Linked DNA regions of Homo sapiens: region 1 is linked to region 2. The links are chromatin loops, found by intact Hi-C in ENCODE. Cell type or tissue: gastrocnemius medialis. All regions are shown on one strand. Links, peaks and the distances in the headings refer to the core of each region. The heading gives the core; the rest is flanking DNA.

Region 1 (15,037 bases), core at 2,349-10,348, 190 kb before region 2:
TGCAAGCATTTGCCACCATGACCAGCTAATTTTTTATATATTTTTTTGTTGTTGAGATGGAGTTTCACTCTGTCACCCAGGCTGGAGTGCAGTAGCATGATCTCAGCTCACTGCAACCTCCACCTCCTGAGTTCAAGCAATTATCCTGCCTCAGCCTCCCGAGTAGCTGGGATTACAGGCATGCCCAGCTAATTTTTGTATTTTTAGTAGAGATGGGCTTTCACCATGTTGGCCAGGCTGGTCTCGAACTCCTGACCTCAAGTGATCCACCCACCTTGACCTCCCAAAGTGCTAGGATTACAGGCATGAGCCACCATCCTTGGACAATTTTTTTTTCCTTCGTAGAGAAATGTTAACAGCTTACTATTGACAAAATAATCTATCACTTTACTCTCTACCCAAATGGAAATTGCCTCAAGGTTACTTCTGTTTTAATCCCATATATGAAGAAAAATAGAGAGGGGAGACCTCCTTTCAGGCATGTAGGTGAACTACTAATGCCTCAGGAAAGTCCATTTCAATCTGTTATTTTTCAAAACGTCTATCATTGAAGGTATAGCTATGTTAGTTTCTATATCCTGATTCACTCTCTTGTATTCTTTGTCATTATTTTGAGCTCCAACAAAAGGCTAAATAGAAGTGATATGATATCCTCCATGTGTTTATGCCAAAATATTGGCAGAGAGGTTCCTTTGACTGGTACCTGTCTTAGGAGCGATGAGGGAGTACTCTAGCTTATAACACATCTTTCTGTTTATCAGCTCCTTGATCCATCCATCAATCCATCTTATTTTCTTGGTGGATTTCAAAATAAATTGCAGACTTACCTCTGAACATATCAGCATGCATAGCATCAACAGAATTCAATGCAACAAAGAATTTGAGCAGGGAGTGACATGATCAAATTCAGATGTGGGAAAGAACCCAATGCCAGTAGGGAAGATGACAGGCATGAGAAAGGCTTAGAGGCGGGGAACAGGTGGGGGGCCATTGCAAAGGGTTCAGAGAGAGAAGATGAGGGCCTGGACCAGGGCGAGGATGGAACAGGGAGAGAGAAAGGGACAAACAGATAGGAGAATTGACAGCTCTTAATAACTGATTAGACATGGCAGGGGCAGGATGAGGGAGGGAGAGGAATTCACAGTAACTTCCAAATTTCTACCTTGAACAACAGGTAAAATGTGAGGCTGTACATTTAGTTAGGAACTGACTTTAGGTAGTGAAACATATAGGGGGGAGGGTGTAAGATGAATTTTGGATATAATTTTGGGGTACTCATGAGACATCCAGATATAAACTATGGGATAGAGAGATCTCAAATAGAGATACACATTGGAGATTCAGCAGCATTTACAGGGCATAAAAAGTTTTTGTCTAGAGAGGGAGAGTTTGTGATCAGGGCCAAAAACAGCTTAAAGCAGTGCCTGGATTTAAAGGGCAGGTAGGGAAAAGGTACCGATAAAAGAACCTTGAGAAAAAGCAGTTGGTGAGGAAGGAGGAGAACAGGGAAGAATGGGGTCTTGGAAACAAAGGAAGGAAACAGTTTCAAGAACAGGAACTTGTCAACAGTACAAAATGCTGAGAAGGCAAGAGAGGGGTGGGATTGAAAGGAGTCTATAGGATTTGGCAACTTGGAGGTGGATGGTGACCCTGGTGGAAAACAGTTTTCCTGGAGCTGGGAAAATGGAAGCCAAATTTCAGTGGGTTGAGGATTGAATGACAGATGAGGTCATGGAGATAGCACATGAAGACTAATGGTTCTAGAAACCTGGCTATGAGAGGAAGGAGAGAGGTACAGTGTACATATTACAGGAGGATGCAGGGTCATGGACGAATTTGCCTTAAGAGTGGAGCACCTGGATTATACATAAATTAATACCTGTACTAATAAGTTGACACCTAAAATGCATTGCTTTATGTTGACAGTTTTCATTGTGTGGATGTGTGATCTCCCTGGTTAGACATGCACTTCTATAAACATATGGGTCATGTACTGACTGCACGCATGGTCATATAGAAAGTAAGAGCTTGAATGTGACGGAGATGTCTTACTACATCTTTACATCTTACAGCTGAAGAATCTAAAGCCAAAAAAGAGTGAGTAGCTCAACATCATCCAGAGTTAGTTAATAAAGATCCCCCCCAGCACCCTTCACAAAGCATTTTACAGTAAGGAGAAAGGTTTTGGTTTTCAACACAGTTGTATGAAAATTCCAGCCCTACCACTTCAAAGGTATCATTCCTTATCAGTAGATTTCCTTTGTGTGTAATGGGGTTATCTGGATAAAACAAAACCGATCTCCACTTTTACCACCAAATTGGGATTGATGTGTGAGTACAAAATTTTAGGGCAATGTAGTTTTCAATTTCTCTCACTTTTCTACTTTTGCTTCTTTCTGCCCTAGTTAATCGAAAAAGGGAGTTATTTGCATGTTGCTGGAGGGAGACTATTTCTAATTGTTCTGGCCTATTAATAGCAGATGTATAGCAAAGCTTCCAAAGAAACACATGCCTTCAGGACCTCACAGAGTTTCAAGAGTAGTATTCTATGGGTTCATTTTGGATTTCAGGTGATTAATGGATGTGGACGAAACCTTTAACCTTTTCAATTGTCTGCTCCTGCTTCTCCAGCTCCCTCTCCAAGTTCCTTTAATTAGCTAAACTTAAAGCCCTTTTGAATCACCTAATGTCACACAAAAGTACTTGCCCTAGGCAGAGAAAGAGAAGTAACCCAGTTTCGGGGCAACTGATTTATTACATGCAGGGAAACTTCTTGTTAGTTTTCCAAAAGTTATCTCTTCTCTTGTTATTTGGAAAGCACAGCAGTTTTCCACTTCATTCTCCACTGATGGAAAACAGATTTGTCTGACGCCTAGAAGAAGCTCCATTTGCACTGGCGTTTTATTTATTTATTTATTTTTTTTCTTGGTAGACCACTACAATCATTGGCTGTGCACACCTATATTGGACTTGGCTACTGCACCATACTGCACTTGCAAAAATGTTCTTTTCTAGACATGGCAAGAAAAGCCTCTATAAGCTGAACTAATACCATCTGCCTCTCCAAAATGCCTTAATTGTATTGGCAAAAGGAGCACTTCTTATTTTTTAAAGCCTACTGTAACTGGATTGTTAGAGCAGTACCATTAAAAGGATAATGACGGTGTTACCCTCAAATAGATTTTCTTAAAATAATTGCTTTTCCTTACTGAGTGCTGGCACGGCACTCGTGAAATTCTGATGGGGTCAGCGGGTTCTTTGATGTTGCCCACCAGAAGATTGTCTCTTTCCGATCCACTCTCTCTCCTTTTGTTTTTTCCTCATCTACACTCACGTTGGTTTTATTTAGCTACTGCAACTTGTCTTTGCACCTGAATCAAGCCAATTTTTTTTAATGATATAAACAGGTAGCTTTCTCATTGGGCCAGTGTTTGCTGCTTCTTTATTTTGTCTTGATGGAAATCTTTTTATTGTAGGAGTCAAACATTGACTATGAGAGTGTCACCATCTCAGAAATTGACAGGTTGACCATGAAATCACAGGTCTGCATATTCTGCTTCTTATCTTGGGTTATCCTAAGAAGTTGGCAATGACTGGCATGAATGGGGGTATCTGACCCCTGCTAGGAGGGAGTGGACCCCAGGCTCCTCAGGCTGCCTGCCAGGGCTGTTACTCTGGAGCTGGAGAGGGAAATGAGAAGCCTGGTTTGTATGAGGCTTGATTGAGGCTGTGGATATGAAGCAACAGGGAAGCGAAGCCCATGTCTCTGATAAAAGAAGACACTAGAAAGGGAGGTCTGAAACACTAAGCTAAAGGTGTCTGGCAGAGAACTGCAGAGAAGCAAGACAGAGAAAAGTAGAGAGCTTAAAGAGATTTCCGGAGACGAATGCATGCAGATAGAGAGGATTTCATAGCCACCCACTGCCCTTACTCTGGGCAAGGAGAAAGCTGTTTCAAGAGTCAATTTATACAGGAGAAAAATAGGAGTACATATTCATTGTTTTATTTTATGCCCAACTCAAACTGAGGCAGCCTATAAACTAACACAGAATAGACTTAATCTCTGTGCCAACACTGTAGCTCAGTAATGGTATACATACAGTCAGAAAGTGGAAAGCATTAGCTTAATTTTTTTGACGTCGGGCTTCAGTTTAGCTAATGCCATTGAATTGACAGACCACCTCTTCAAACCTGTCTAAAGTTATTAAACTAATGGTTTCTATAATGTAACATAAAGTTATTCCCTCCTTCTCTCCGTTTAGAATGATATTCTAAATACAGATGGAGTCTCTGAACACTTGGTTTCTCCCTAAGTGATGCATGGAGGACGGATGAAGGAAAATTGAAACACTTTTCTGCTATGTTACCTTTTCAACCCATTTGTTTACTTATCGACCACTTATGGGTTACAAAGAAAATACACCACGATTTATTGCTTGGAAAGATGATGCAGAGAATTTGAGAGAGAATCACTAATAAATTGATGGAGAAGTGCTTTGTTAATATAGAGTGCTATTGAAATGCATAATGAGGAATGGCCTCTCCAAGGACACTCGCCCAAGAAGAGGCTAGAACTCTGGATGCTCACTCTTCATCTAACAGATCCTGGCATACAAAGCCTGAATACAGCATGTCTTTAACCCCACTTAGGTATTGCCAGAAGGAGTCTCCACTTCTTTCTACCCAGTAGTCTGCATTCAGTTAAGAAAGTACAACAAGAAACAGGGCAGTGCTTCTCAAGGTTTCGTGTACAACAAATCACCTATAATCTTGTTAAAAAGAGAGTTGTGGGCCGGACGCGGTGGCTCACGCCTGTAATCCCAGCACTTTGGGAGGCCGAGGCAGGAGGATCACGAGGTCAGGAAATCGAGACCATCCTGGCTAACACGGTGAAACCCCGTCTCTACTAAAAATACAAAAAAAAAAAAAATTAGCCGGCGTGGTGGCGGGCGCCTGTAGTCCCAGCTACTTTGGAGGCTGAGGCAGGAGAATGGTGTGAACCTGGGAGGCGGAGCTTGCAGTGAGCAGAGATTGCGCCACTGCACTCCAGCCTGGGCGACAGACCGAGACTCCGTCTCAGAAAAAAAAAAAAAAAAAAAAAAAAGAGTTGTGATTCAGTAAGTCTGGGGTGGGGCCTAAGATGTTGCATTACTGATAAGCTTTCAGGTGATGCCGGTGCTGCTGGTCTAAAATTTTGCTCCAACCTAGAGCATATGGAGAGATGCCTAGATTCCTGCAGTAAGCAGGATTTCAATATGCTGGCAAAGACCATCTCTCAAGGAAGTTAACGTTGTGTTTTTGGTTTGGGGTTTTGTTTGTTTTGTTTTGTTTTGTTCTGTTTTTAGTGTTTAAGACACAAATCAAGAGCTTCCAGTTCGGGGTGCCTAACAGGCAACAGGAGATGTAGAATTGGACTTGAGACAAGAGAGTAGGGCTGTGGATGGTTTGGGGAACCATCAACAAAATGTGTAGATAATTCCATAGATAGACTCATAGACAAATAGATGAAATATATGGAAGAGACCTCAGACTTCTCAGTCCAGGGCACATTCTCATGTTGGTTCATGCAAAACTCCATTTTTGATTTTTAAAAAGAAATTCTTTAACTTATTTATTCATTCATTCCCTTTTATCTCCATCCTCCCCACTACAAGCCATTTTCTAATGTGTTTGATGTGTATCCTTCTATTTCGTTAATTTTTCTTATATATAATATTTCATGTGCACTTTTTAATTTTTTATTCAGGTATAACATGGATACAGTAAAGCAAAATAACCTTAAGTATGCAGCTTGTTGAATTTACATGTATGTATACACCTATGTAAATAGCACTCAAACCATGAGCTAGAATATTTTCTGCAGCTCTGTGTTTTTTTGTTTTTGTTTTCTTGAGGAGGAGTTTTGCTTTTGTTGCTCAGGCTGGAGTGCAATGGTGCGATCTTGGCTCACTGCAACCTCCGCTTCCCAAGTTCAAGCAATTCTCCTGCCTCAGCCTCCCGAGTAGCTGGGACTACAGGCACCTGCCACCACGTCTAGGTAATTTTTGTATTTTTTTTTTTCTAGTAGAGATGGGGTTTCATCATGTTGGCCTGGCTGGTCTTGAGATGGAGTTTGGCTCTGTTGCCCAGGCTGAAGTGCAGTGGTGCAATCTAGGCTCACTGCAACCTCTCTGCCTCCTGGGTCCAAGTGATTCTCCTGCCTCAGCCTCCCGAGTAGCTGGCATTACAGGCATGTGTCATCACACCCAGCTAATTTTTCTATTTTTAGTAGAGATGAGGTTTCACCATGTTGGCCAAGCTGTTCTCAAACTCTTGACCTCAAGCAATCCGCCCACCTTGCCCTCCCAAAGTGCTAGGATTACAGGCGTGAGCCACCACACCCACACCCGACCCGCTGTGCATGTTTTAAATTTACGTAAGTGACATTGTGCAAAAGAGAGCATTATGTTTCTTACCTCATCCCACGAAACAATGTTTTCGAGGTTGATGTGTGCTGCTGTGTTTACATGCTATTCATTCCAGTTGCTTCCGATTGCTTCATGGTGTCCCTATTATACATCTGCCACATTTCATTTGACATTCCTCAGTGAAGGATGTTCAAATTGCTTCCAACTCTCTTTTCCACAAATAACACTGGAATGAACATCCTCATTCATGTTCTTTTATAGACCCATAGGAGATTTTTTTTTCTGTGATTTATAAGTAGGAAAGTGAGTACTGAGTCATAGAGTGTACACATACTTATTTTAACTAAGAATTGCCAGATTGCCTTCCAGAAAGGCTCTACCCATCTGCACTCACAAATACTTTATTCTGTAGTCAAATTTATGTTTCCTTTTAATTTGCACTGTGTTAAGCTGGACTCAAGGCAACTAGGTTTTATTAGGGTTACATTTAGATTGTGCCTATGAATGGCAATTCATTCAACCTCTTAAAAACTCTTTACTGAGCACCCACGATACACTAGGTACTCTTCTGGGTGCTGGAAATATAGCTGTGAAGAAGATAAAATCTCAACCCACATAGAATTTATTTTCCAGTAATTAAAACCATCCAGTGAATAAGATCACTTAGGAAGAGAGAATAGAGTGAGTAGGAAACAAAACCAAGGATGGAATTCCAAAAAAAAAAAAGATTAAAGGGTTGAGAAACAATGGACATGGTGGCTCTTGCCTGTAATCCCAACACGTTGGGAGGCCGAGACAGGAGGATCACTTGAGCACAGGAGTTCAAGACCAGCCTGGGCAACACAGTGAGACTTTGACAAAAAATGCAAAAAAGGCCAGGCATGGTGGCTCATGCCTGTAATCCCAGCACTTTGGGAGGCCGAGGCAGGCAGATCACCTGAAGTCAGGAGTCCGAGACCAGCCTGGCCAACATGATGAAACCCCGTCTCTACTAAAAATACAAAAAATTAGCTGGGTGTGGTGGCAGGCATCTGTAATCCCAGCTACTTGGGAGGCTGAGGCAGGACAATCGCTTGAACCCAGAAGGTGGAGGTTGCACTAAGCCAAGATTGCACTACTGCACTCCAGCCTGGGTAACAAAAGCAAAACTCCATCCAAAAAAAAAAAAAAAATTAGCAAGGCATGGTGGCATGTACCTTGTGGTCCTAGCTACTCAGGAGACTGAGGTGGGAGGATGGATTGAGCCCAGGAGGTAGAGGCTGCAGTGAGCCATGATCGTGCCCCTGCACTCCAGGCTGAGTGACAGAGTGGGACCCTGTCAAAAAAGAAAGAAAGAAAAGAAAAGGAAAGAAAGGAAAAGAAGGAAGGGATAGAGAGAAAAGGAGCCCTGTAGGGAGTCAAAAATATTGTTCTGAGAAGTATCAAGAAAACCAAGAAAAAGTGATGACAGAGGAACCAAAAAAGAGAGTTTCAAGTAACGTACACTCTTCAAGAGGTAATATAACTAAGAAGCTGTTGGTCACCAAAGAGGCTGTGGCACAGCCATTGGTGGAGAATGGGAGAATAATGGAGTAGTACACAGCCTGTGGTCCTCAGCCATGTTCACTCTGCCATGGTAGCAATGTCCCTAGACCAAGCCCATGCCCTCCACTTTTCTGAAAGCAATGGGACCCTCTTCTTTTCCCTTGGTCTGCATTCTTTTCTGAGAAAGTCCATCTTCACTTAGTGAACTGACCTGGCTCTTTCATGCCTCTAGACCAGAATATATCTTCTGAATTTTGGTGTAAATACCACTTTGTTTAGCAAAACTTTTTGCTGATTATTCCAAAGAGTGGGACTCTGGTCCTAACCAAAAATTTGGCCAATCAGTGTGAACATTACACAATTCATCTTTAGAATTAAAGAAGTTGGCCAGACACGGTGGCTCACGCCTGTAATCCCAGCACTTTGGGAGGCCGAGGCGGGTGGATCACGAGGTCAGGAGATCGAGACCATCCTGGCTAACATGGTGAAACCCCGTCTCTACTAAAAAATACAAAAAATTAGCCGGGCATGGTGGCACGCGCCTGTAGTCCCAGCTACTCGGGAGGCTGAGGCAGTAGAATGGTGTGAACCCGGGAGGCGGAGCTTGCAGTGAGCCGAGATCGTGCCACTGCACTCCAGCCTGGGCGAGAACGAGACTCCGCCTCAAAAAAAAAAAAAAAAAAAAATAGAATTAAGGAAGGTGAAAGAATGGGGAATGAATAGATTTTTTTTTCTAGTCTGACAGTTGGAAAGACAGCTTCAGATGTTCAGATGTCGTATTATTGCTGCTACGCAATGACAGCAACTTTACCTTGGTCCCATTGCTTTCCCTCACCCCTTTTATCACCGTTTATCATGTACGGTTGTGTTTTTTTTTTTTTTTTCCCGCAAAATGTCTGTTCCATGTATTCAATCTTTCATAGTCTCACAATTCTTCAACACTGACTCAGGCGTGATCCTTATTACCCATGCTTGAGCCAGAGCTATAGCCTCAGGACAGGCTCTGCCTCCCCCGCCGATCCCAAGCCTCCCCCACCGGCTGCCCGCGCCCCCTTCGCAGAAGCATCAGTACTCTCCCACACCTCCCGGTGAATCCTGCATGTCAGATTCACACACCTTCACAACCTGACCCCACGCAGCCTGGGCCTTCAATTTCCCATTACTTCCCAACCACAATCCCGTGGTCCCGCTACACGGCCCCTCCCCACGCTCGGTGCCCTTTCTGCCCTTCATTCCTCTTTCCTGCCACGTAGCACGTGAGCGGCGCCTCCTCAGTCTCCACAGAGTTCATCCAGAGTCCCATAGCCTTGACTCCCACTGCCGTCTAAATTCATTCAACAGCAGTTTTCAGACTTTCTGGTTTGGGGACCCTTTTACATACTTAAAACCTATTGAGGACCTCAAAGGGCTTTCATTTGGTGAATTGTATCTGTCAGTTTTACCGTAATGTAAATTAAACTGATGAAGTTGTTAAAATATTTATTACATTGCTGAAAAACAAAAATAAAAACAAAAACAAAAACACTACATGTTATTTTAAAAACACACACAGATTTTGGCCGGGCGCAGTGGCTCACTCCTGTAATCCCAGCACTTTGGGAGGCCGAGGTGGGTGAATCACTTGAGGTCTGGAGTTTGAGACCACCCTGGCCAACATGGCGAAACCCCGCCTCTACTAAAAATACAAAAATTAGCCAGGCGTGGTGGTGGGTGCCTGTAATCCCAGCTTCTCGGGAGGCTGAGGCACGAGAATTGCTTGAACCCGGGAGGCAGAGGTTGCAGTGAGCTGAGATCGCACCACTGTACTCCAGCCTGGCTGATAGAGTGAGACTTGGTCTCAACAAAACAAAACAAAACAAAACAAAAATACATTTTATGAAAAATAACCATATCTTCCAAATGAAAAAAAAATAGCAACAACAGTGGTAATGCTTTATATTTTTGCAAATAAAGCTCTTTAATGTCTGGCTTAATAAAGACAGCTGGATTCTTGTATTTACTTCTTCATTCTATCTTTTGTGATATGCTGTTTTGGTTGAAGTAAATGAGGAAAACTCACTCGCGCAGCCTTTGTGCTGGGTAAAGGGAAGAGAATTGTAATAGTATTTTCAGATAATTGTGAAGATTCCTTTTTTATATTAACCAAAACTGTGAAAGTGATAGTTTCTTGAAAGTTAGTTTCAGTGTAAAATCTGAAACCTTATCAGTAAACTGTTCATACTCTAGTATATTATAATCCATTGGTCTATCTTGCACTGTAAATAGATTTTTATCTACTCATGATTTTATACCATTAAGCACTGATCGTTTGTAAAATATTGATTCACTGAGTTATGCAGAACTTCCAAAAGTTGACACATTTTGTTAAAGAAGACATATATATGTACACTTTTTTTAAATCCCATACATTTTGTATCAGCAACATTCTTATCAGATAAGTATTCAAATATTGAGAAACTGGCAAGTTCATGGTGGTAAATACAAGTTTTCCAAAATCCCACTTTTTATTTGAAAGCTGGAACTTTCTAATTGGCAACAAAAATGTCCATTGCTTCCCTTGAAGTGATAGGTTCACTTTGTTCATTTCTAAGAAAATATTTGGCAAATACCCTAGGTTGGATAACTATAGCTTATCTGTCATTGTGATAAGCAGAAAAACATGCACTACCACCTCTAACACCCCAAAGATGTATTCACTTCCCAATCCCTGGGACCTGTGCATGTTACCTTTTAAGGCCCAAGAAGTGATGAAGTTAAGGATCTTGAGGAAAGGGGCTTATCCTGGATTAGCCAGGTGGGTCCTAAATCCAATGACAAGTCCCTTATAAGAGAGGCAGAAAGAGATTTGAGACACACAGAAGAGGAGAAGACACAGAGACACAAAGACGAGAAGATCATGTGAAGACGGAGGCAGAGACTGAAGTGATGCAGCCACAAGACAAGGACCGCCAAAGCATGCCCATCACCACCAGAAGCCACAAGAGGAAAGGACAGATTCTACCCCAGGTGCTCAAGAGGGAGCAGGGCCCTCCCAGCACCTTGATTTTGGACTTGGGACCTCCAGAACTGTGAGGGAATAAATTTCTGTTATCTTAAAGCACCAAGGCTGTGGCCATTTGTTGCAGCAACCCTAGGAAATGAACATAGTCATTCTTTCGAATGAAAATTGATGTTCCATGAAAAAGGCTGCCAGTTCAGCTATCAATTCAGGCAGTCACACAAGGACTTGTCTCGAGATAGCCATTGTATTTCAATATGGAGTAGCAGTGCTTTATGCACGGTTCTCATTTCATCACCCAAAAGATTCAAAAGTTATGCACTCAAGAGTTGAGATTATAAATTAATAACTTGTAATGCTTCGGCCGGGCATGGTAGCTCACGCCTGTAATCCCAGCACTTTGGGAGGCCAAGGCGGGCGGATCACCTGAGGTCAGGCGTTCCAGACCAGCCTCAACATGGAGAAACCCATCTCCACTAAAAATACAAAATTAGCCGGGCGTGGTGGTGCGTGCCTGTAATCCCAGCTACTCGGGAGGCTGAGGCAGGAGAATTGCTTGAACCTGGGAGGTGGAGGTTGCGGTGAGCTGAGATCGCGCCATTGCATTCCAGCCTGGGCAACAAGAGCGAAACTCCGTCTCAAAAAATAAATAAATGAATAAAAAATAACTTGTAATGCTTTATCAGGGACACTCTGAATTGAAACTGATATTTCTTAGCCTACAACTGAGTGGCAGTAAAGAATAATACCAGGACTGGTGGTACGGCGGGTGCCACTGACTCGGTTCCTGCTGAGGTACCACAGTTTTACCTACCCTCACTTTTGCCCCATCAGTGCAAATAGCAACGTGACAAAAAAAAGGACACTTAACATTTTAGCATTATTATGAAAATTATTTCGACCTCAAAGATCAGCTGAAAGTGTCTCAAGGTCTCCAGGGCCTGCAGGCCACATTTTGAAAGCTGCAGAAACAAAGAGAGCAAGACACTAATAGCAAAATGTAGGTGGTGGATATATAGTGTTAATTGTCCTTCTTTCTGAATTTGTCTGTGTTTTTGAAAATTTTCATAGTGAAATATTGAGGGAACAGTGTTATGTGTTTGTAAAAAAAAGAAAAAAATTATCGTTGGCTCACTCTGTATTGCCTAAACTGAAGGGAAAAACTTCCATCCTTGGCCGAAGGGAAACTCATATTTGGCTATCTTGAGTTCTGGCTCTGGGCTGTTCGTCCAGCCTCATCTCCTGTTCTCTAACCATATCATACACTTGGTGATCTGCAAATACCGGTCGGCTTAGAAGTATCCAAACTCGCCATAGTCTTCCCTGCCTTCGTACTTTTCTTGTGCTAATCCCTAAACCAGAAGGCTATTCCCTCCCACTTCACCCCTCCAGGAAAAATTTAATTTAGGCTTCAAGTTTCAGCTCCAATACTTTCTCCCCTCAGACTGACTTCCAGGCTTCCACCCTCGAGCCGGAATACACAGCAGAGGAGAAGGGCATCTGCCCAGGAAACCAACCAACATGAGATGCTGAAACATCAATGGCATAAATTAAACAGATGATGCCACTTAACTCAGGTTCCCACAGTCAACGCTTTCTGTAACAGGTGGCATGTAAATTAATAATGACTATTGAAGTCAACAATGTTCCAACATGAAATCATTCTACTTCCTCACTGGCCTATCTCTCATCATGAGTATTTTTGCCCTGGACATGAAAGATTGCTCTAAACCACCACAGGCCATTTCTGAGCCAGTTGCCTGAAGTCATAGTTGGAACTTGCAAAAGATGCTTAAACAAAACAACTCATGGTAGGGCAGTAGTTACTAGGAAAGCATGGGTCATATTACCATATAAATCTTAACTACTTTAATATGCCTCCCCAAAAGTTGTCTGCTTCAAAAATTGCAATTTCCAAAAGGTTAAACTGGGCTGGGTGCAGTGGTTCATGCCTGTAATCCCAGCACTTTGGGAGGCCGAGGCGGGGAGATTGTTTGAAGTCAGGAGTTCAAGACCAGCCTGGCCAACATGGTGAGACCTCATCTTTACTAAAAATATAAAAATTAGCTGGCCATGGTGGCGGGTGGCTGTAGTTCCAGCTACTCAGGAGGCTGAGGCAGGAGAATCGCTTGAACCTGGGAGGCGGAGATTGCAGTGAGCAGAGATCACACCACAGCACTCCAGCCTGGGCGACAGAGTGAGACTCCTTCTCAAAAAAATAAATAAATAAATAAAAAAGGTTAAACTGCTTATGTATATTCAGTGTGTCATAAATTCCTTATTAAAATCAAGAAGAAGAAGGTACATAAGTTTTCTTAATAGAAAATCCTTTTCTCTACATTAAAATTGATTATATGTTGAACATACATTTAAAGAATATCAGTTTGAGGAATGTCAAATTATGTCTGCCTAGGATGCCCATGTGTTTTTGGCCAGTCCAGACTTCTCCTAGCCCTGAATTTCTCCATTCTTCCAACACAGCATGATGTTATTGTCAATTATTTGGATTTATATCTCCACATTTGACTTCAAGCTCCTTGAAGGCAGAGACTATCTGTTTATCTTTCTAACCCAGGGGCTAACCCAGTTCCTGGCACCTAGAACATGCTCAATAATTGTTAATTAAGTGAATTCATGATGATGGGTGAGGCTCATGTACATTTCAAAATTCACACACCCATCATACAAATTCCACATACAGGAACAGGGCTCCCTAGGAGTGAGCCCAGCTCCTCTAGTGATCCACCTAATCAATCAAGTGTTTATTGAAAGACAAACACCAGCAACTCACCAGCCTGAAATCTGAATGCTGGGGAATGCAGAACAAAAGCAGGTCCCTGCCCTTCTGGAGTGAATAATGCAAACTCTACAGACACCCATGAAACAATTCAAGAAAGATTAAGTGTGTGGAGCTCCATAAAACAAAAGCTGGCAGAAGCCCTCCAGGGGACCCAGAATTTGAATGTAGGATGCTGAAGAAACCTGTTCCCCCCTTTATCACACAACAATTGAATGCAGACAATGGAGTCAGGGAACCAGAGGCCCAGATAAGCTCATAGGCCATGCAATATATGATGAAAAAAAAAAGCCTAGTAAACAAGAGTGGAAAGAATTCTAAAAGACATCTATAAATGTACAGTGCATCCAAATGTCCATTTGTGGACAAAAACATAAGTTTTTGAATCCTTTTCTGAGTAGCCCATGGCCAATCAATTGTTTTTCAGATCCTAAGGTAAATTGACCATTTATCACACCCAGAAGAGATTCATAATAATAGCCACCATTTATTGAACCACTTTATATTTGTGATCCAGTTTATTCCTCATATCATCTCTAAGCATTTAGCCCTTAGACCTAGCACCCAGGGTCCCTGCTCCATGATCCCTGCTCTCTCAGCCCCATTCCAGCTCCCCTATAGCCCTGGGGCAAGAGGCCAAAGCATGGGGCCACCTGGAGCCCACGCTATATCCGCTTCTAGAACAGTTGCCAGATGGAGCAAATGCAGGATGCCCAGTTAAATTTGAATTTCAGATCAATGGTGAATCATTTTTTCAGTGTATGTCCCATACTTAGTTTCAGACGTCTCAGAATAGCCAGTTCTTACCCATCCATCATGACTGGACCAAATACCACTCCCCCAGTACGCTCCTTTGCTCCCCACCCACACCCCAAGGTGGAAGCAGTCACCACCTGCTCTGAGCCCCCATTGCATCTCATCTCTACCTCTTCTAGGTGGCTTTTCCCTTTCTTTGCTACCCTAGCATGTGGCTCACCTTCTCTGCTAGACAGAAGCTCTGCAGCCCTAGCGACCTGTTATTTTATTTTATTTTATTTTATTTTATTTTATTTTATTTTATTTTATTTTATTTTTCAGACAGAGTCTCACTCTGTTGCCCAGGCTGGAGTGCAGTGGTGCAATCTCAGCTCACTGCAACCTCTGCCTCCTGGGTTCAAGCGATTCTCCTGCCTCAGCCTCCTGAGTAGCTGGAATTACAGATGTGCACCACCATGTCCGGCTAATTTTTAGTAGAGGTGCAGTTTCACCATGTTGCCCAGGCTGGTGTCGAACTCCTGACCTCATGATCCACCCACCTCGGCCTCTCAGAGT
Region 2 (15,037 bases), core at 3,217-11,216:
GAGGCTGGCCGGGCGCGGTGGCTCACGCCTGTAATCCCAGCACTTTGGGAGGCCGAGGCGGGCAGATCATGAGGTCAGGAGATCGAGACCATCCTGGCTAACACGGTGAAACCCTGTCTCTACTAAAAATGCAAAAAAAAAAATTCGCCAGGCGTGGTGGCAGGCGCCTGTAGTCCCAGCTACTCGGGAGGCTGAGGCAGGAGAATGGCGTGAATCCGGGAGGCGGAGCTTGCAGTGAGCTGAGATCGCGACACTGCACTCCAGCCTGGGCAACAGAGTGAGACTCCGTCTCAACAACAACAACAAAAAAAAAATCTTGAGGCCCTTTATTGACCAAGGCACCCTATCACGGATATTTACATTTATTTTGCATAGCGTAAGACACCATAGCTGAATTGAGGGGAAAAAAACCTTTCACATTTCCACCAAGTATCTAAACACAGTATTCATCAGGAGAAATTCCAGTCTGACCTCCCGAATTCCTTAAAAAAGAAAAGAAAACATTGAAGAGAAATAAAGCAAAGCCCACCCAAACCCTCATTTGCGCCATGCGTGGTGGCTCACGCCTGTAATCTCAGCACTTCAGGAGGTCAAAGCAGGCAGATCACTTGAGCTCAGGCATTGGAGACCAGCCTGGGCAACATGGTGAGACCACCGTCTTTACAAAAAATTTAAAACATTAGCTGGGTGTGGCAGCACACACCTGTGGTCCCAGCTACTCAGGAGGCTGAAGGGGGAGGATCACTTGAGCCTGGGAGGTTGAGGCTACAGGAAGCTATAATTGTGCCACTGCATTCCAGCCATGGCAACAGAGCAAGACCTTGTCTCAAAAAATAAATAAATAAATAAAAATAAAATAAAATAAATTATCATTCTCCTTCCCTCCTGTAACTGCCCAATGGATTCACCTTGCCCACTGCCTAGACAGAGCCAATTTATCAAGACACGGGAATTGCAATAGAGAAAGAGTAATTCATGCAGAGCCAGCTGTGCAGGAGACTGGAGTTTTATTATTACTCAAATCAGTCTCCCCGAGCATTTTAAGGACAACTTGGTGAGTTGGGGGAAGCCAGTGAGCCAAGAGTGCTGATTGGTCAGAGATGGAATCAGAGGGAATTGAAGTTGTCCTCTTGCACTGTTGGTTCCTGGGAGGGGGCCACAAGATCAGATGGGCCAGTTTATTGATCTGGGTGGGGCCAGCTGATCCATCAAGTGCAGGATCTGCAAAATATCTCAAGCACTGATCTTAGCAGCAGTTTAGGGAGGGTCAGGATCTTGTAATCTCTAGCTGCGTGACTCCTAAACTATAATTTCTAATCTTTTGGCTAATGTTGGCCCTACAAAGGCAATCTAGTCCCCAGGCAAGAAGGAGGTCTACTTTGGGAAAGGGTTGTTTTCTTCTTTGTTTTAAACTATAAACTATAGGCTGGGTGGGGTGGCTCATGCCTGTAATCCCAACAATTTGGGAGGTCAAGGCAGTGGATCACCTGAGGTCAAGGAGTTCGAGACCAGCCTGGTCAACATGGCGAAACCCCATCTCCACTAAAAATACAAAAGTTAGCCAGGCATGGTGGCGGTCGCCTGTAGTCTCAGCTACCCGAGAGGCCGAGGCAGGAGAATCGCTTGAACCCGGGAGACCGAGGTTGCAGTGAGCCGAGATCACACCACTGCACTCCAGCCTGGGCGATAGAGTGAGACTCTGTCTCGAACAAACAAACAAAAAAACCAAAAAAACACTATAAACTATAAACTAAGTTTCTCCCAAAGTTAGTTCAGCCTACACCCAGGAATGAACATGGAAAGCTTGGAGGTTAGAAGCAAGATGGAATCAATTAAGTTAGATCTCTTTCACTGTCTCAGCCATAATTTTGCAGAGGTGGTTTCACTCCCAGTTCTCTGCCCCAGGACTTGTCCTGGAGCTACTCCTTTCTCCTGTTTAAGTTGTTTATCCCCATGCTAGGTTAAATCAGCCAAGGCTCTACTCATCAGCCTGAATAGGGCAGCCAGGCCAGCAGAAGGAACACAATCTTCCCTAAAAGTTCAGTGGAAAGTTGTGCAGACGCGTGCTTCCATTTGTCATTGTCGTTGTTTCTCCTACTTTGTAGGTTACCTAGTGAGAGGCAGTTTTCCCCAACAGTTATCATTAAACAGGTGGCTTTCTCATGTCAACTACACATTTGCCCTTGAACTTGGCCAACAACTCACCTAGTTTGATTATTTTATTTTACAAAAGAAAAGTCAAAAAGTGTTCAAAAGAGAAGAAAAGGAGAAGAAGAAGAAAGAGGAGGGGAGATGAAAAGAAGTAAGATAAGGAAAAGTGAGAGGGGAGAGAAAAAGAACACGATTGAACATTTTCTGTGCAGCAAGGGAAGCGCCACCAGCCGTTAAAGAGGTCGTTAAAGACAGTCTGTTCATTTTCCCTGCACATTCTGGGGATCCCAAAATAAGATCCATGGGAGATGACATTACACTTTTCCAAAACACCTTTCTGAGAACACCTCCCACAATGTGTCAAAACAAATGAAATTCTACATCTCTGCTTATAAATATTTTCCCCCAGCAACAAATGAAAGCTGTGATTCTACAGATACCTCGTGGCTTCCTGTTCCTTAGAAGGGGTGTAGAGGCAGAGACATTTGCGGCAGCATCATTTTTATACTATGAGTGAGCACACATTTACATAATTCCATTCAAAAATAACTGATTGAATATACATAGTATTATATAAATATGTATCAATACCTATGAGAACTAAATTAAGAGAAGCTAGTCAGAACCAGGCAGTGTGTGGGAGCCCCCTCAATTCCTGCAGCAGGGTTGGGCTGCCTGACTTTGGGGAACAGATGCTATTTGAGTACCGGGGCATTATTCACCTAGAACTGCCCTGTGTCCGTCCCTGATCCCATAGCACGGTGGATAAATAAAATCTGTGCTCATGCATTAGATCAGCATGAATTACCACTGAAAATACATATAAGATGCAGGAATTGCATCTTTATTTCCAAACATATTTGTTATGAAAGACTCAGAGATTGGGGAAACCAGGGGAAAATGTTAGCATTTCTTAGGAAGGTTTCGAGTTGCATCTGCTACTTGAATACTTAAACTGAGCGAGTGGCCTTAAAGATATTAATAAATACCTATTGAAACGCAACGAATTTGGGAGAGAAGAAGACATCCTATGAATTTATTTATTTCTGAATCTTCACTGAAGGAAAAATTAAAACTATTTTTTATTAGTCAGCTCTGGTTCCCATAAGAACGTGCCACAGCATGGGTGGTGTAAACAGCAGAAATGTATTTTCTTTCAGCTCTCCTCTTCCTAGCTTGCAAGATGGGGGCCTCTTCTCTACGTCCTCATGTGGCCCTTCCTCTGTGCACAGGAATTCCTGGTGTCCCTGCCTCTTCTTTTTGTTTTAGAGACAAGGTCTCTGTCACACAGGCTGGAGTGCAATGGCAAAATCATAGCTCACTGCTGCCTCGACCTCCTAAACTCTAGTGATCCTCTCACTTCAATCAGTCTCCCAAGTAGCTGGGAGAAAAATTAACCGGGTTAATTTTTCTTCCTAATTTTTTGTAAAGATGGAGATCTTGCTATGTTGTTCAGGCTGTTCTCCACCTCCTGGGCTCAAGCTAGCCTCCCCACTCCGGCCTTTCAAAGTGCTGGGATTACAGGCGTACGCCACTGCACCCATCTCTTCCTCTTCTTACAAGGACACCAATCAGTCTTATAGGATTAAGAACACACCCTTGTGACCTCATTTAACCTTAACTACCTCCCTAAAGGCGCTATCTCCAAACACAGCCACATTGAGGGCTAGAGGTTCAATGTATGAATTTTGGTAGGGGGGTAAATATCCTCCAAAGTCCAGTGGCACGATCTTGGCTCACTGCAACCTCCACCTCCCAGGTTCAAGCGATTCTGCTCAGCCTCCCCAGTAGCTGGGACTACAGTCACCTGCCAATGCGCCCAGCTAATTTTTTGTATTTTTAGTAGAGACGGGGTTTCACCATATTGGCCAGGTTGGTCGCAAACTCTAGACCTCAGACGTTCCGCCCACCTCGGCCCCACAAAGTGCTGGGATTACAGGTATGAGCCACTGCACCCCGCCCAAAGTTCTTTTGAAGTGGCTTCTTTGTGTGGGGTAAATACCCAGGGTTCATCATCTCACACCAAGAAAATTTAGCACATGGACACATTTGAGGAGTTTAGGAGTGGAGGTTTAATAGGCAAAGTAAAGAGAAAGGAGAACAGCTCTCTCTCTAGTGAAAGAGATGAGCTTCTGAAAGGGAAAGACCAGCTGGTGGTAGATGCCCCGGATTTTATAGGCAGGCTTGAGGAGGCGGTATCTGATTTACTTAGGGCCCACAGATAGGTTCGATCAGGTGTAACGTTTACATAGTGCAGGGAAGGCTGGCCGCCCCACCCTAATCTTATTATGCGAATGAACTTTCCACACGACCGGCACCATCTTGTTTGCTCCTTACTGTACACAAGGCTGGCAGAGACAGAAGGGAAGCTGGGGCCATCATTTTGAACATGATTGGTACACCTGCCGGCATCTATGTCTGCAGCTCGATTTTATAGGTTGCTGTTTGTTAGAAAATGATTTGGGGGCTGCTTTTCATTAAAAAGGGAAACCTTACCGAGGACTCCTGTACCTTCACTAACTGCCTAAGTAATTTCTTCTTAACTCCTATATCACTTTCAAGTTGAATGCCGTGGCTCAGGCCTATAATCCCAGCACTTTGGGAGGCCCACGTGGGCAGATTGCTTGAGCTCAGGAGTTCAAGACCAGCTTAGGCAAACATAGCAAAACATTGTCTCTACTATTTTTTTTTTTAAGATGGAGTCTTACTCTGTCACCTAGGCTGGAGTGCAGTGGCGTGACCTTGGCTCACTGCAACCTCTGCCTCCTAGGTTCAAGCGATTCTCCTGCCTCAGCCTTCTGAGTAGCTGGAGTTACAGGTGCCCACCACCACGTCTGGCTAATTTTTGTATTGTTAGTAGAGACAGGGTTTCACCTTGTTGGCCAGGCTGGTCTCGAACTCCTGACCTCAAGTGATCCGCCTGCCTCAGTCCCACAAAATGTTGGGATTATAGGCGTGAGCCACCGTGCCTGACCATCTCTACTTTTGTAAGAAAAGAAGGAAACAAAGTGCTTTTAACTAAAAAGATTGACTATTTCAAATATCTACCAGAGCTAAAATATAGAAACAGACATAGGTTTAGAAATATTGAAGTTGAGGATGATAAGCACAGAATGACTAATGCATGTGCTGCTCTTCTCCTTGTAGGGGGTGGTTGGGGACAGTTTTTATTTGCTTTGTTCCCCTACCTCTCCACCCCCGTCCCCATTACTCTATATGGACCCTTTTAACTTCTCAAAACCAAAGTTCATTCATTCTAGGCTATAAGTGCTCTAAGAACAGAGAGCATTTCTTTCTTTCTTCTTTTTTCTTTTTTTCTTTTCCCTTTTTTTTTTTTTAATACTAGGAAGAGCCAACATCGAAGCATCAGAAAGCAAGGTTGCTATGAATGCTTGGCAGCCATAAGCCAGTAAAGAGGGCATTTCTGTTTAATTCCGTGTAGAGTCAGGCACATATGAGCAGCTCAATAAACACCTGCTGGAAGAATGAATGGTTCCATTCCTTATAAACATGGAATTGGAAAGAGTAAGTTAGGAGAAGGGCCTCAGCAAGTGGAGGCCAGGCTGAGATGGGCCCTTCTCTCATTCTTCCTAGTCCCCTACCTTCCTGACAGCCAAGGATCTAAACTCTGTAGACCTGCCATCGTGGCCTCAGGAGAGGGGACATGAAGCCCCAAGTCAAGTCTCTGAGTATCACATGCTTGGAGAATGTTGACCCATGGATTGAGAGAAAGTACAACCCAGCTACCCTTCGGTTCCCATGGCCACACACCCAAGAATTGCCAGGGTCCAGGTCAAGGGAGAAGGTAATTATGCCAGAGGTCACAAGTGACAACCAACAAGTATTTACTGAGTGCCTGCTCTTTGGTCAGTCAATAAATATTTATTAATTACATATTTTGCATCAAATACAGTACCTGGCACTGCAGATGCAAAAGATGAATAAGATGCTCTTGCTCTCTAGGGATGAATATGTGGGTGCCAAGGGGAGATGCAGAGCCCACTGCACTACTGCATCAGGCTTCTGCTTAGCCCTGACAAGCTCATGTCATGACTGGCAGTTCCTCAGTGTCTGTAAGTAAAGGCCTATCCTGTGTGTGTTCCCTTGAGCAAAACAAAAAGTTTTCCATTTAAACTCTATTTTGCCAGCCATGATGGATCACACCTGTAATCCCAACACTTTGGGAAGCCAAGTTGGGTGGATCGTTTGAACTTAGGAGTTTGAGACCAGCCTGGGCAACACAGCAAGAACCCATGTCTATAAAAAAATGTAAAACTAAAATTTAGCCAGGTGTAGTGATGCATGCCTGTGGTCCCAGCCACATAGGAGGCTGAAGTGAGAGAATCTCTTGAGCCCAGCAGGTCGAGGCTGCAGTGAGCCATGATCATGCCACTGCACTCCAGCCTGGGCAACAGAGTGAGACACTGTCTCCAAAAATTAAAAATAAAAATAAAATTAAAATCATCCTTTAAAAGGTGGTAGAGGCCAGGCACGGTGGCTCACGCCTGTAATCCCAACACTTTGGGAGGCCAAGGCAGGCGGATCACCTGAGGTCGGGAGTTCGAGACCACCCTGACCAACATGGAGAAACTCCGTCTCTACTAAAAATACAAAATTAGTCGGGCGTGGTGGCATGTGCCTGTAATCACAGCTATTCAGGAGGCTGAGGCAGGAGAATCACTTGAACCCGGGAGGAGGCGGTTGCGGTGAGCTGAGATAGCGCTATTGCACTCCAGCCTGGGCAACAAGAGTGAAACTCCGTCTCAAATAAATAAATAAATAAATAAATGGTGGTAGAATTGCTGGAACCCAGGAGTCGGAGGCTGCAGTGAGCCAAGATCGCGCCACTACACTCTGGCCTGGGGAACAGAGTGAGACTCCATTTCAAATAAATACATAAAATAAACTCTATTTTTTCCTTTTTCCTTTTTTTTTTTTTAAATGACTGTCCATCAGTTTGACTGGCCCAAGAGGTATAGGCGTGGACTGCAGCGCAATGAGCCAGAGGAATGCCTGGACTGGATATTCAACTCAGAGTGACATTTTCACAACTCTGGTCATGAGGCTTGAAGTGACAAACTGCAAGATCAGGATGACTGCTCCCAGATAAGAGTCTGCCCCTGGTGAGCAGCCATCAGGCAGCTGACAGGGAGCACAGAACAGGGATTATGTACTCGAGTGACAGCCTGGCGTGGTGACCTGGCTTCCTGCCAGGGCCAACCTCCCTGTTGGCTAAATGACCCAGGGCATTCTCCCCCACAGCAGCGGAATCTTCCAGAGCCTCCTTAACCAGCCTGTTTGCTCCTACCACCACCTTGTGCGTGAGATTATGCTGGGCGTGACACAGTGATGACACCGTTGCTTGCTCTATAGCTAAACGGGCCAAAGTCAAAATCACAGAAGTCACTTGGATAAGGCAGAAACACACAGACACTGCCACGGAGCCAGCAGACTCTCCCAGCAACCCCAGTTCAGGGAGGTGAGCCTTCCTGAAGCAAAGAGTTGCAGCACGGTGCAGTAAATACCACGTTCAACCAAGTGAAGCTGCCAGTATCAGATCATTTTTGCCTACAAAAACAAAACTTTCATATGGTCCAGCAGTCACTGACTCTTACATTATGTAGCATATCCTATGTGCCAGGCAAAATTCTTTTTTTTTTTTTTTAAGAGACAGGGTCTCACTGCATTGCCCAAGCTGGAGTGCAGTGGCACGATCATAGCTCGGTGCAGCCTTCACCTCCTGGACTCAAACAATCCTCCTGCCTCAGCCTCTGGAGTAGCTGGGACTACAGGTGCATGCTACCATGCCTGGCTCAGGCAAGGTTCTAATCTCTCCACACACAAACTCACCTCATTTATATAACAACCCCATGAGGAGGGTACGTGATTATCCCTGTTTTACAGACAGGGCTGAGGAAGTGGCTGCCAGTCAGTGGCGACAATTCAAACACAGGCACCCTGGCCCCAGAATCCACACTCTCCACCCCTACCCTGACCTGCCTCTGCCAGAAGTGTGCAGAGTTTGGGAAAATCACAGAGTAAGGGCCAAGATGCTCAAAAAGGCTTCCAGAAGGAAGTCAGGCCTGAGGAAGCTGTACCCTCTGATCCCTGACACAGTGACCGAAGGCCTTCATCTCATTTGAGTATGCTCAAGTTTGACTCAAGTTACCCAGTGGCTCCTCGCCTACAGAAAGGGAGCTGTCCCCAAGGGTTCAAGTCCCTCCACACAAATTCACTTCAGGTTCACATTATCTTTATTTTTATTTATTTATTTTGAGACAGGGTCTCATTCTGCCACCCAGGCTGGAGAGCAGTTGAGTAATCCCGGCTCACTGCAGCCTTGACCTCCCAGGCTCAAGCCTCCCACCTCAGCCTCCCGAGTAGCTGGGATTGCTGGTGCGTTCCACCGCTCTCAGCTAATTTTTGTATTTTTTGTAGAGATGGGGGTCTCACTATGTTGCCAAGGCTGGTCTTGAACTTCTGGGCTCAAGCGATCCTCCTATCTTAGCCTCCCAAAGTGCTAGGATTACAGGGGTGGCCCACGTTCACTTTATAAACATCTGTTGCATAAACAGATCTGAGTGAGGAGAAAAAGAATGAATGAGCAAAAACAGAGTGCAAATGTGTTCATTAACATAGAAAAAGAAAAGTGCCGGAATGACTGGAATCCCCAGGTATGTGGAGTTGGGGGGCGCTGAGCTTTCCAATTACATTACCTGGTGCGTATTTCGCAAAAACCCCATGGGGGAAATATTGTCATTGAATTTTACAAATGAGGAAGCCTATTGGGAGAGGTGACTGAAGCTAACTGCCCCCAAATTCTGTACTTGGCAGGGTCAAGATTCTGACCACCCTGTTTTCACACCTGCTTCTGCCTTCCAAGCTGGTGGGTACTTTCTGCTCCCAGCAGGAAAATTAACTTGGGAAATCCTATTAAGATGATCCCACTGCTGGCAGAGTACAGGCCCAGTTTACAAGGAGCCAGAAGGTCTCTGGGAATAGCTTCTGGCTGTGAGCGCCTGATTCTCCATCCTCCACCATGCAGCCATCCAGCTGCCAACCAGAAGACAACATGTAACTGGACAGTCAGGGTATGCCTGCCCTGGTCTCTGCTGGAGAAACTGGAGACTCACTCTCTCACTCCGGCACCTTTTCCAATATTCCTTATCAGCCACCAAAAGCTACTGCCATTACAACATTACCTCATGATGGGCATATTACAATTTCCTAGATTACATCTTATCTGACATTAGCTACATTTTAGGGTTGTTGCTTCCTGGCACTTTAATTTTAAAAGTAAGCTATCTCCAAATCACTGAAGAGGATGAGTTACAGCTACTTCCATCCATTCTCTGAGCCTCATTTACAGAAACTAACCTTTTCTTCCACAGGCCTGGATTTCAGGGTGCACTCCTGTGCTGGTTCTATAGCCTTCTAGCCATTAACTGTAATAAGGAATGATAATGTTCTTTATCTCAATTATTTTGTTTTCTATTTTTGGTGGTTGGCATGAGAGGAAGTACAGGCAGAATCTGATTGTGTAAAATTGTCATCTTGATAGCAGTGCCCTTTTGCAAGACATGGGTCACCAAGCTCCTAAAGAATTTTTTTTTCTTTTCTTTTTGAGACAGGGTCTCGCTCTGTCACCCAGGCTGGAGTGCGGTGGTGCCATCATGGCTCACTGCAGCCTCAAACTCCCAGGCTTAAACTGTCCTCCCACCTCAGCTTCCCAAGTGGCTGGGACCACAGGCACGCACCACCATGCCTGGCTAATTTTTTTTGTAGAGACAAGGGTCTCACTTTGTTGCCCAAGCTGGTCTTGAAGCCCTGAGCTCAAGTGATCCTCCTGCCTCAGCTTCCCAAAGTGCTGAGATTACAGGCATGAGCCACCTTGCCCAGAGGGACTATTTCTTCATATAATTATTAACTTTAACTACAGGGATTAGGTATCATATAAAGAGATATCAAAGATATAACTTGGTGCAACATTACCATATAATCATCAAGGGTTAATAAGTATAAAGAGGAAAGAACGTGGCCAGGCCCAGTGGCTCACACCTGTAATCCCAGCACTTTGGGAAGTCAAGGTGGGTGGATCACCTGAGGTCAGGAGCCCAAGACCAGCCTGACCAACATGGTGAAAACCCATCTCTACTAAAAATACAAAATTAGCCGGACATGGTGGCACAAGCCTGTAGTCCCAGCTACTCGGGAGGCTGAGGCAGGAGAATTGCTTGAACCCAGGAGGCAGAGGTTGCAGTGAGCCGAGATGGCACCATTGCACTCCAGCCTTGTTTCACTCAACAAGAGTGAAACTGCATCTCAAAAAAAAAAAAAAAAAAAGGAAAAGGAAAATAAAAAGAACGTGTTTTTACAAAATATAACTTGCCCACATTGTATACCCTACCACTAATGAGACAAAGAAAAACCTCCGATGGAGTATTTGAGGAGCGGATGGGCATTGAAATCACTGTCTGTTTGACTTTCCTCCATTTGTTTCCAGATGGCAACCGCCAATAGTGTAAGGAGGAAAGGAGGAAAGGAGATGGAGACTTCATTCAGTTCCTCAGGAAATCCACTCCCTTCTAGGGCATGGCAAACGACAAAGGAAAAAGAACAAAGCTAGGAAATGGGAAAGTTGTGGCCCAGGCTGGAGTGCAATGGTGTGATCTCAGCTCACTGCAACCTCCGCATCCCAGGCTCAAACAATTGTCCTGCCTCAGCTTCCCGAGTAGCTGGGACTACTGGTGCACACCACCAAGCCTGGCTAATTTTTGTATTTTTTGTAAAGACAGGATTTCACCACATTGACGAGGCTGGTCTCCAACTCCTGTCCTCAAGTGATCCATCCTCCTCAGCCTCCCAAAGTGTTGGGATTACAGGCATGAGCCACCACAGCCGGCTTCTGTGGGTTTTTTTTTTTTTTTTTTTTTGGTTTGGTTTGGTTCTGTTTTGAGACAAGGTCTTGCTGTGTTGCCCAGGCTGGCCTTGAACTCTTGGGCTCAGGGGATCATCCTGCCTCAGCCTCCAGAGTAGCTGGGACTACAGGCTCATCACCATGCCCAGCTTTATCTGTTATCTAATGTCTTCAGGTTTTTGTGGCTGAATTTGGATGAAGGGATTGAAGGCTAAAAATTATAAAGTATAGGCAGGGTGCAGTGGCTCATGCCTGTAATCCCAGCACTTTGGAAGTCCAAGGCAGGCAGATCACGAAGTCAGGAGTTTGAGACTAGCCTGGCCAATATGGTGAAACCCTGTCTCTACTGAAAATACAAAGATTTGTCGGGTGTGGTGGCGTGCGCCTGTAATCCCAGCTACTCAGGAGGCTGAGGCAGAAGAATCACTTGAACCCGGGAGGTGGATTTTCAGTGAGCCAAGATCACGCCACTGCACTCCAGCCTGGGCGACAGAGCAAGACTCCATCAAAAAAAAAAAAACAAAAAAACAGATAAAGTCTCACTCTGCCACCCAGGCTGGAGTGCAATGGCACACTTGGGGCTCACTGCAACCTGCGCCTTCCGAGTTCAAGCGATTCTCCTCCCTCAGTCTCCCGAGTAGCTGGGATTACAGGTGCTCACCACCAGGCCCAGCTAATTTTTGTATTTTTAGTAGAGACGGGGTTTCACCGTGTTGGTCATGCTAGTCTCAAACTCCTGACCTCAAGTGATCCGCCCACCTTGGCCTCCCAAAGTGCTGAGATTACAGCCGTGAGCCACTGCGCCAGGGAAGAAAAAAAAAATTCCTTTTATTTGCAAAGAGAATAGGTGCAGTGCCTTTGATCAGGCAATATTATCTAGCTAGAATGTGAAGACACTGTTTTTCAGCATGTTTCTTTTTAGAGTTATCTTCTCCGTATAGCAAGTGATAGAAAATTTCCATTTATATTAGCAAAAAGAAGCTTTTTATTTTTTATCTTAAAATTTTCAAAATAAAAAACAGAAAGAATAGTACAATGAATAACCGTATCCTCACCACAGAGATTCAACCATTCTTTACAATCTCATCTATAATTTATTTTTTGTCCAAAAACTTAAAACTAAATTACAGACATTGTGACACTTTTCTCCTGAAATACTTCAACATGCAATTCCAGAAAACAAGAATATTCTTCCACAAAATCATTACCCATTATCACACATAATAACATTAATAATTCCCTCATGCTGTCTAGCCCATGTTCAATTAGGAAGGTGGTTTTTGTTAAATAAATTCACTTTAAACATGTGAGATGATTGAAAGAAGAAAACATTAGGTAAATAATAGTAAATAATAATATAGGTGATATATGGATATGGGCAAAAGTCTGATGATGGCGGGTTTTATAAAACTCTAGCTTGAGGCTGGGCGCGGTGGCTCAAATAAAATCTCTACCGGGTTTGGTGGTGGGCACCTGTAATCCCAGCTACTCAGGAGGCTGAGGCAGGAGAATCACTTGAACGTGGGAGGCAGAGGTTGCAGTGAGCAGAGATCATGCCATTGCACTCCAGCCTGGGTAACAAGAGTGAAACTCCGTCTCAAAAAAAAAAAAAAAAAAAAAAAAAAAAGAGGCTAGCACCAGAGAATGCTTTCAAGTTTTCAACACTATGATCTAGCCTAAGCTGCAATTGGTATGCTAGCTTAAAAACTAATGCCTGGGAGGCCAGGCGCGGTGGCTCATGCCTGTAATCCCAGCACTTTGGGAGGCTGAAGTGGACGAATCATTTGAGGTCAGGAGTTCAAGACCAGTCTGTCCAACATGGTGAAACTCTGATCTGTACTAAAAATACAAAAAGTAGCTGGGCGTTGTAGTGCTCACCCGTAATCCCAGCTACTTGGGAGACTGAGGCAGGAAAATCACTTGAACCCAGAAGGCAGAGGTTGCAGTGAGCCAAGATCAAACCACTGTACTCCAGCCTGGGCGACAGAGCAAGACTCTGTCTTGAAAAAACAAACAAACAAAAAAAACTAATACCTGGGAAAGGTAGAGACGATAAAATATGCAATCTAGGCTGTGTAGGAAAAGGAAATAGAACAGGAAAGATGCTCATAGATTGGGAGAAAATTAAGTGGGCCAAGAAATAGAAGTCATCTCTTGATCAAAAAATAAGTGTGTTGGGAAGAACAGTGAAAAAATGAAGTATAGGAATAAAAAGAGAATAACATGTCTCCAAATGTAGGATGGGGTTACAACTTGATAAGGCCATCTTAAATTGAAAATTTCTGTAAGTCAAAAGTGTGTTTTCAACTTGGGATATTTTCAACTTACGATAGGCTTCTCCAGAGGTAACCCTATCATAAGTTGAGGAAAATAGTGAATGCATATGGCTTTCACACCACCGTAAAGTCATAAGTCCAACCACCATAAGTCAGGGACATCTGTATACACGAGCATAATTAGAGGTTATCTCTGGGAGGTATGACAAGGGGCAATTTGTCCTCTCTGCGGTATCAGTCTCAACCTTACAAGCTGTAGAATCAGGCTGCCTGGTTTGAATTCTGGTTATGCCACTATCAGCTGTGGACCCTTGAACTGATTACTTGAGATCTCTTTGTTTCAGTTAACTCACCTATAAAACAGGAGGAAACAGTAGTTTCTACCCTATGATACACTATAACACTTTCCTAACACGTAAGTGATAAACATGACCCCAAAAATTCAGTGGCAAAAAGGATGGGTTTGTGTTAAGGCAAGGTTAATGAAAAACAGGATTTTTGTCAGTCTGTTTTGTCATGAAAAGCACAAAAGTAAAGATAAACCTACACTGTGCTCAACTGACCAGAAACAATGCCCTCACCATCTCTCTCCTGTTCCTCCACCCTCAGGTGCAGGAAGGGACAGGAGTGGGAGGAAGAAATGACACCGTTGGGCAGAGCAGGAGAGCACAGCCTCTGGAAATTAAATTTGAAAGTTGATGGGAGGCCGGGTGCAGTGGCTCACACCTGTAATCCCAGCACTTTGGAAGGCCAAGGCAGGTGGATTACTTGAGGTCAGGAGATCAAGACCAGCCTGGCCAACATGGTGAAACCCCATCTCTACTAAAAACACAAAAATTAGCCTGGTGTGGTAGGGGGCACCTGTAATCCCAGCTACTTGGAAGGCTGAGGCAGGAGAATCACTTGAACCCAGGGAGGTAGAGGTTGCTGTGAGCCAAGGTCACGCCATTGCACTCCAACCTGGGCGACAAGAGCGAAACTTCATCTCGGAAAAAAAAAAAAAAGTTGGTAAGAAATGGGAAAGGGAGGGCTAGGATCAAGGTTAACCTCAGAACTGTGGATTATAAAGGGCCTTCCTCTCGAAAAGAACAGGAATTTATTCAGCTCCCATATGAGAACGAGAGCAGGCAGAGGCCGGGAGATAATTACCAATAGCCAATCATGTTTTATGGGATATTGATTTATCACTTGGTTTTACTATACATGTCAAGTGCTGAGAACAGACCCTGGCGCATCAAAAGCACTCAATAAATGTGCACTATCATTTGTGTTATTGCCTCCCTCCTTTTCATTTCCACTCTCTTTCCCTATTTCAGGCTCGTGTTACAACTTGGCTGGTTTACGTTAGCTCTTCCTAACTGGTCTCCTGTCCTAGGCAGAGAATTCCAAGAAGCCACCAGGAATTCACCCACACTTCAAGTTTCTGAGTGCCTGCCACATCCCAGCCTAGAACCTAGAGGTTCTTCAATATGCTTGTGAAGGAGTGCAGGGAACTTCCCCTCAAATTTGGCTCCCTGGTATAACAAGTATTTGGAATTACAGGTCCTTAGAGATGAGTGGATGCTGCCAGAGACTTTTCCCCTATCTACACTAAGCCCAGCAGACCCACTAAGGAGAACAATTTGTGTCCTTCCCCCCTCTTAATCCTCTACCTCTCCCAAAGCACAGAGTGAAGTTGCTCTCTGAAGTTCCT

The links. Hi-C counts contacts between places; a loop is a spot of excess contacts. Peaks named below come from ENCODE experiments on the same cell type or tissue, not always from the same donor. Only the 100,000 strongest peaks of a DNase experiment are listed, where the experiment ranks them.
Region 1: a loop joins it to region 2, with 6 times the contacts of the local background. A loop is called at or near these places in 2 of 110 quality-filtered maps.

The regions. Positions count from the first base shown.
Region 1 is chr6:14,835,626-14,850,662 of GRCh38, forward strand. No RefSeq gene overlaps it. Among named protein-coding and RNA genes, the nearest start is that of JARID2-DT, 400 kb to the right of the region's middle. RefSeq lists a silencer at 8,913-9,207. In gastrocnemius medialis, for the core only: no CTCF peak of the experiment used is centred there; a DNase peak (open chromatin) is centred at 6,366.
Region 2 is chr6:15,029,599-15,044,635 of GRCh38, forward strand. No RefSeq gene overlaps it. Among named protein-coding and RNA genes, the nearest start is that of JARID2-DT, 210 kb to the right of the region's middle. In gastrocnemius medialis, for the core only: no CTCF peak of the experiment used is centred there; DNase peaks (open chromatin) are centred at 4,399, 7,313 and 9,191; H3K4me3 peaks cover 821 bases; H3K27ac peaks cover 3,773 bases.